Linked DNA regions of Mus musculus: all the other regions are linked to region 1. A link is a loop called in an ENCODE intact Hi-C map of the cell type or tissue named here. Cell type or tissue: heart. All regions are shown on one strand.

Region 1 (2,500 bases):
TAAGATTCTCTTGCCTCTGACTCTGAGTGCTGGGATTAAAGGTTGCCTGTCCCCTCTGTCTCTTTCTTCTGTCATGCCTTATTACAGCTAGGCCCCTCCATCTGGAAATTAGCATACTCTTTCACGTGCTACTCTGCTAGTCTTGAATTGGCCTGACCTGCTCCGTAAAGCTAGGAATCCTAGAGGCTGCTTGTTGACCATCCCGAAGTAATGCCCAGTGCACTGGAGCCAAGCATGGATGGAGCTGCACTAATGTTCTTACAATCACCAACTCAGCCTGTATCCTCACCTCCACTCATACTGCCTCCAGTGAGAGTAATAAGAGAACTCACTAAATTGAAATTGCTCAGATATAATGAAACTGGAAACACTGAGTTCCAGCGACTCTAAGGGAATGGTGCATAAATTATACACTCTGTTCTTGTGCTGGCACAAACAGCAATCAAGACCATGATGAAATTACCCCAGAGTGACCTGGACTGTGCTGGAGAGTTGTTGTTTTCCCTAAAATGCTTTGAGAATATTCCACTGAGGATGGAGAGATGGCTCTGCAGCTAAGAGTGCTTAGTGCTTTTGCAAAGAAACTGAATTCAGTTCCAAGTACCCAGGTCAGGCAGCCCACAAGCACCTGGAACTCCAGCTCTAGGGGGAACTAATGCCTTTTCCTGGCCTCTGATAACACCTGCACTTAGTCACTTATAAAATCTTTCCCTGGCCTCTGTGGGCACCTACGCTCACATGCACCCCCTACACTTTAAAAAAAAATAAATCTTTTTCAAAAAGGGGAGAAATGAGATACAGAATGATCAAACGTGGAGGTTTGTTCAAATATAAGTTATTTTTGCCAATGGAATGGCCTAGCAACGGGCTTCAAAGTCTCCGTGGGATCCATAAGCAGCTGAGTCTCAGGTTCTCTAAGCCCAGGAGTCTCCTCGAAACTAACATATTTCACCGTGTTTCTCCTGACACAACATCAGCCACTCCCAGAAAAATCCAAGGGAAGGCAGAATTTCTGTAGTTGGCTGCCCCCTAGTGGTTACAGAGCAGCACTGACAGGCAGGGCCATAGCTACCCGTTAGCGTGGCTGCTGCAGCCCAGAGTTTATGCGGCTCCAAGATGCTTGGCTGGGTTTGAATTCAGCTCATGCTTTGCCCAGCAGAATCCCACCACCTGGAAGTTAACTTATTTTTTTCTAATTTATTTCTCACAGGTTTCTAATTTTATTTTTAAATTTTACATGGCCTGAGATCTCTATTTTCTTAATTTTTATTGTTAATTATTTTAAAATTAGCATGTAAAACATTAGATTTCATTATAGTGTTTTCAAGTATAATTTGTCTTTGTTGATACTCCTCCTCTCTCCACTCTCCCCTTCTACACCCTCTTGTATTCAGGTTACTTGTGTGCGATTGCACTCCCCTCTTCCCCAACAAGAGATTTCTATTTTCTAAAGGTGGGATAACAGACTACTTACTACCCAACCTACAAGCTAGACTGATGGTAGAGCAGGCATGTAACTGGCCTGTAAGGACACTGTCTCTACCTCTGTGACTTGATAGTTTGCTTCGCTGTTTGGTGCTAAAGACTGAACCCAGGACCTCACGTGTGCTAGGCAAGTGTTCTATCATGAAACTAAACACCCAGCCCATCTCTACTTCTAATGTGGACTCCTGTGAGCCTAGAATAGTTCAAGTGAGTGTGTGTCTTTCTGTGTGTGTGTCTTTCTGTGTGTGTATCTTTCTCTGTGTGTGTGTGTCTTTCTGTGTGTGTATCTTTCTGTGTGTGTGTCTCTGTGTGTGTCTTTCTGTCTGTGTGTGTGTGTGTGTGTGTGAGAGAGAGAGAGAGAGAGAGAGAGAGAGAGAGAGAGAACTGGCTCCATTTTTAGAAAATTCTCTGAACTAAGAATTCCACAGTCATATGTCTACCCATGAGTTTCTGTTAGCTCTACTTCCAAAATATGTCCTTTGTCCACCCACATTTTAATATTTCACTCACTTCCTATCTAAGTTCTAGAATTCCTTATTATACTGACATCAGCAGTGAGAGAAACATTAGTCTACTATTGTGATGTCTTTACTGGTCTCCCTGTTCCCACTCCTGGCTTCATCAACTATAATGATTTGCTAAAATATAAGCCAGGACATGTGACTCTTCTCCAATGGCTTCCCAATAGGTTTGCGCTGAATCTCAAGCCCCTTGTATGGATAACTAGACCCTGGATAATCTAGCATCCATAAGCACATTTTTCTGTCCCTCGCCACTCCTAAACACCTACTAAGCATCACAAACACAGTGTTTCATGTATCCCAGGATGGGTACAGACTCACTATGTAGCTAAGGATAGCCTTGAACTCATGCTGCTCCTACCTCTGAGTTCTGGGATTGCAGAAATTCTGCCAAAGAAAATATATAGTTGTGGAATAAACACATGAAAAGATACTCGTTTTCTAACTGGAGTTTTAATTTTTCAAAAATTATAAATTTATTATTTATTTGTCAA
Region 2 (2,500 bases), 310 kb before region 1:
AGAAACGTGCTTGTGATCACTACTAAACTGTTTCTTGTCCTGCTGTTCTTGAATACGCTGTGGAAACACACACCGTAGGGTTTAGGGGGGTAGTCCTTGTTATATAATCCCCCCAGAGTGGCGAGAATCCGTGAAATGCTTGTATATTAAACCGTGAGAAATTGTAGGCAGCCCAGCGAAGCTTAGTGGCCAAGGCTCAAAATGGAGAACATTTTAGAACTTTAAACAGTTTTTAAACCCCACTGGCCGTACTTTAAACAGTTTTCAGCACCCCCTGTACTTTAAAATTTTTCAGCCCTCGTGCAGTTGGCGGTTGGTGTTACTTTCCATAAGTTCTGCCCCCTTTTCCTATTGGCTACGGACATAGATTCCCCCCCCCCCCGTTTCTCGTTGGCCTTCAAATTTTGGCCCCGCCTCCTCGTGTGAAGAGGTTCCCACCCAAAATTGAATATTTAATATTAACTTGTGCCAGGACAGGTAGCTGGGAACTTGAGATGTATTTGTTTTCCATATTAAGCTTACAAAAGCAAGGTCCTCCCCTTCTGTTTTGTTGGGGTTTTGGGGGGATGGTGTAGGTTGGTTAGTTTTTTCGTTTATCTGTTTCTCTTATGGTAAATAAACAGTTTGCAAGTAATTTAAAACGGATGGGCGGGATCACTCGGAACTGAAGGGAAACGCTGCTTAAAGTTGGAACATCGGGGTGATTTTAACACCGGACTGAGCTACTTCCGGGGGACAATGGGCGGGTTGAGAAATCTGTGCCATTGGCGAGGTTCGTTTTGTTGCTAAACATCTCATCCTTCCACAGCCAAAGGACCCAGACGAGCGCGGAAGTGCGGACATCTCCGGGGCCAGCTCTGGAGCAGACCATTTCCAGCCCCCTGATGGCCTTGGCAGTGGTGAGTGCGTGACACCTCCTGGCGCCCGCGGCTTGGCCGAGGAGCAAGCAAGCTAGGGCTCGGGCAGCGGAGGGGAGGGGAGGGCAGCGGAGGGGAGGGCAGCCGAGGGGAGGGCAGCGGAGGGGAGGGCAGCCGAGGGGAGGGGAGGGAGAGGGGAAGGGAGGGGAGGGGAGGGGAGGGGGGAGGGGAGGGGAGGGAGAAGGGAGGAGGCGCGAGCATGAGCGAGTGGCGAATCAGGCTCCAGCCCGCCAGCCCCTGGGGCGGAGCTCGCGCCCTCCGCCCGCCCCCTGCTCCGGAGATGGAGCGGCTGGTGGGAGTCCAGCAGCCTGTGTGAGGATGCAGCTCTGTGGCCGGTGGCTTTAGGTGGCCCTCTTTCCGTTGGCGCTTAAAGATAGATAGATAGATGATAGATAGATAGATAGATAGATAGATAGATAGATAGATAGATAGATAGATAGATAGATAGATAGATAGAGCAAGCAAAAGCTCCGGATCCCTGAAAAAGGGTGGCGATTGTTTTTATTTATTTCAAAGACTAGAACTGCCTCCACAAAAGGGTTACTTCATCAGGGATACTCTGGTGAGAATGGATCTGAGGGGTTTCATTTCTTAGGTTCTGCAATTCACTTCCAGACACGAGTGAGTGGTTATATAACGTAAGAAAAATGTCTCCGTGAGGCTGCTTAGACGTTCACTTCTATTTTGACAGGTTTTTTTTTTTTTTGGTTTTTTTGTTTGTTTGTTTGTTTTTTAATCGCAGTAGCTTTTGAGCTTGGTCATAAGCGCTTGAAATGAAGCGCTTTGCTAGCCTACTCAATAATTGCCCACACTTCACACCTAGGGTCCCTGCCTCTGCACATCTCCGAGTTACAGATACATGCCAAGCAAAGAACCAAGATTCATATGTGACGAATGAAAAGATGGGAGATGAATGTGTTTTAAAGACATACACCTAAAACTAGCAGCAGATTTTCAAGCAGAAATTTGTGCCTTAATCTTAATACTCAAATTTATGTCATAGGAGTGGAATTCAAATGCAGCTTTAGAATGATGAGCATAAATTGACAACTTCTTTTGTGTATTTTGTGCTTGAGGGGGGATTGGTGGAATTATAATCTACATTTGTGAATATTTTCTCGTAGAATTTTAAAACTTATGTGGATCAGGCATGTAGAGCTGCCGAGGAATTTGTCAATATTTACTATGAGACAATGGACAAAAGACGACATGTGAGTTTTATAGTCTCTATTGTTCTTTGTTTAAATTTTATTTTTAAAATACCATTTATCTGACCTGCATATGTAATTATGGTGCACAAGTTCTTGAAGAGTTGCTTTCATTTGAGTACAGTTTGGTGGATTGTTTTTATGTTGTTGTTCTTTTTTCAGTTTTGGTGTTGTTTTATTTTGTTTTATTGGTTTGGTTTGGGAAGTGTTTTGTTGTATTAAGTTTTTGTTTGGGTTTTTTGAAACCCAAACATGTTGGAAGGCTGGGGAAAAGATCTGGTGGGACTTGGGGGAGAGAAAGAATATGATCAAAATATATTTAAATTTAAAAACGTTTAAATAAAAATATAAAAAGAAAACGAGTTGCTTATAGAG
Region 3 (2,500 bases), 150 kb before region 1:
AAACCTAATATTAACTATACAGCACCTACTGATCGTGGAGATAAAGACGGGAAGAACACAGGGTACAAGCTGCAGCTATGATCCAGCTGTTTGCTAACATACGTAAAGGTATGGATGCTGAGAGAGTATCTATCGAAAGCGAAGGCACCCTCCCCAAATTCAAGAAAGCAGCTGTTTCTAGAACCAAAGACACCACCGCCGCCGCCGCCACCACCACCCGCGAGCGCCCGGACCCTGTTACAGAGTGTCAAGGGAGGGGACAAAATGGAGCTGAGGTCTAGGGGCGACCTAAAGGTCGTTTGGAGGTCTAGCAGGCACTTGGTGTGCTCAAGTCAACTGAGTCTTGGCAAAGCCCGGTACCCCCAGGAGGAAGAGTTCTCTCAGGCTCTCAGGGTACAGCGGGGGTACAGGGAAGAGCCAGGTGGGGTTCTGGAGGATCCCAGAAAGCATCAGAGGAGATAGTGACGGTGGTTCTCTCCATGAGCCAGCGGCCGCAGCCGGAAAGCCGAGCGCCCACCCCCACCCCCCAAACCCCGACCTCCAGCCGGCTCAGGTGAGGATCCGGGAGCACGTCAGGAATAGGGGACTCTCCGGGGCAAGGGCGCAGCAGCCGCATCCTCCCCAGCCTAGGATCACTCACCGAAGGTGCTGCCTCGCTCGCTACGAGTCTGCCACTGGGTCCCGGCCTTAAGAGGAAGGAAGCTCCTGGAGAGGAGCTCGCGTGCCCGCTAGCTCTGGAGCTGCCTGGCAAGGAGGGGCGAGCCGCGGAGACCAGTGGAAAAAAAAAGAGAGAGAGAGGGAGAGAGCCGCAGCGGCGCGCGCGCAACCCGGACAGCCAGCGGAGGCGGGGTCCGGCGCGAGCCCGGAAAAGACGAGCCCGGAGGGGCGGGCGGAGCGGGGGAGCTCGGTGGTGTGGCTGAGCCCGCCGAATCGCAGGCGGCCTCTGGCTCGGCCCACCCACACGCCCGCCTCCGCTCACTAAGGACGTCACCGCCAAAAAGGCGGAGCCCGATCGGGCTTGCAGCTGCTGCAAAGGAGGAGGGCTGCTTCCGAAGGGTCGCAGGTCGCCTAAAGCCTCCCTTGAGCCCGCAGCCACCATGCCGCTCCCGCAGTGCTGGGCAAAATAGCCCACGAGGGCTTAGCGCCCAGTAGTCTAGAGCCGCAGAACTGGCCCACGCCCTAGCGGGCTACCCGGGACTCCACCCAGGATGAAAGTTCCCCCGGGGTCATCTTCCAGCTGCCCTTAGTTAGATACCTATCTTTGGACTGCCTCGTGCTTCCTATGGGAGAGAGATCTTAACCTAGCTCCTGAAAGCCAAAGCCTTCTATCCTTTTATCTGTTGCCTTGAGCTGTATTAAGATTCCCTGCTCACTCGGGCTTATGAAATATTTCCTGAAGGCAGGGTTTTGCGCGTCACTCAGCAAAAGAGCCCACAACTGATAAAAAGTCAGTGCAGTACCGTGAGATTCTATTGCTTCTGAGACTTCTTGATAAAGGCCATTTTAATCCCCCCAAGAATTGAGAAATTATTGTTCGTAATAAATTCCAAAAGGTATCTCAGGACTTCAAGACAAAACTGTAATTGCGAATAATAAGCCACAACAAACTACCAAGAATAAGTTGCCAGAAGAAATTCTATTCTTCCAGTTCCATGACCGGCTGCTTTTTTGCTTCCTGTTACGGCTGTTTTACTAGCTACTTTTCATTTCTCTTACAGAATGACTGTGTCTGCTACACACACGTACAATAGCTTGCCTCACATTGCTGGCTTCAGTAGTGCTTTAGGCTTTGTGTGTCATAATCATCTGGGATGTTTGTTCCAATGGGAATACCTGGAGAAATAATCCTCAGATGTTTTGATGTGGGTTTTGATTTGGTGAAATTTTTTAATTTTGGATTTTTAAGAAGCACCCCTGCCGGGCGTGGTAGCGCACGCCTTTAATCCCAGCACTCCGGAGGCAGAGGCAGGCGGATTTCTGAGTTCGAGGCCAGCCTGGTCTACAAAAGTGAGGTCCAGGACAGCCAGGGCTACACAGAGAAACCCTGTCTCGAAAAGCCAAAAAAAAAAAAAAAAAAAAAAAGAAGAAGAAGAAGAAGAAGAAGCACCCCGAATGACAGTATTAGTGTGCCTGGCTGAGAGCAGAAATGTCCAGCTTGTTTGAATGTTGTTCTACAGCTGTAGCACTCATTTCATTTCCAATAGAGCCACCAACTTGGGTATAAGGCACTCATGTGCTTTTCCTTTCACAAGATTGACCTAGAAAGTTCAGGACTTCAAACAACAAACTTAATTGTCATCTTTATTTTTATGAGACCTTGTTGTAATGCCAGAAACAGATAATTATTAGTTGGCTATATAGTCCACTAGGTACCTACAGTGTACAGAAACCTGTCATTTATCCCAGAGTTAATACCAAAAAAAAAAAAAATTGAAGGAACAAACCATCTATTCCTCCAACAAACCTAGAGTTTCGTAATGGAATTAAAACAAAAGTACCA

What was found. A loop is a pair of places that touch in the nucleus more often than their neighbours do. Peaks named below come from ENCODE experiments on the same cell type or tissue, not always from the same donor. Only the 100,000 strongest peaks of a DNase experiment are listed, where the experiment ranks them.
Region 2: a loop joins it to region 1, with 2.3 times the contacts of the local background. A loop is called at or near these places in 11 of 42 quality-filtered maps.
Region 3: it touches region 1 in a loop (5-fold over the local background); 10 of 42 quality-filtered maps call a loop at or near these places.

The regions. Positions count from the first base shown.
Region 1 is chrX:142,539,426-142,541,925 of GRCm38, forward strand. No RefSeq gene overlaps it. Among named protein-coding and RNA genes, the nearest start is that of Gm25915, 55 kb to the left of the region's middle. In heart, a CTCF peak has its summit at 1,046 (motif pointing left); a DNase peak (open chromatin) is centred at 1,046.
Region 2 is chrX:142,227,483-142,229,982 of GRCm38, forward strand. It overlaps Nxt2 (nuclear transport factor 2-like export factor 2), which reads left to right and starts at 695. Exons shown (of 4, transcript NM_172782.4): 1 at 695-899; 2 at 2,042-2,128. The coding sequence starts at 885. In heart, no CTCF peak of the experiment used is centred here; DNase peaks (open chromatin) are centred at 849 and 999; H3K4me3 peaks cover 1,596 bases; H3K27ac peaks cover 967 bases.
Region 3 is chrX:142,389,665-142,392,164 of GRCm38, forward strand. It overlaps Acsl4 (acyl-CoA synthetase long-chain family member 4), which reads right to left and starts at 871. Exons shown (of 16, transcript NM_207625.2): 1 at 641-871. In heart, a CTCF peak has its summit at 1,183; a DNase peak (open chromatin) is centred at 887; H3K4me3 peaks cover 1,579 bases; H3K27ac peaks cover 1,524 bases; H3K27me3 peaks cover 738 bases.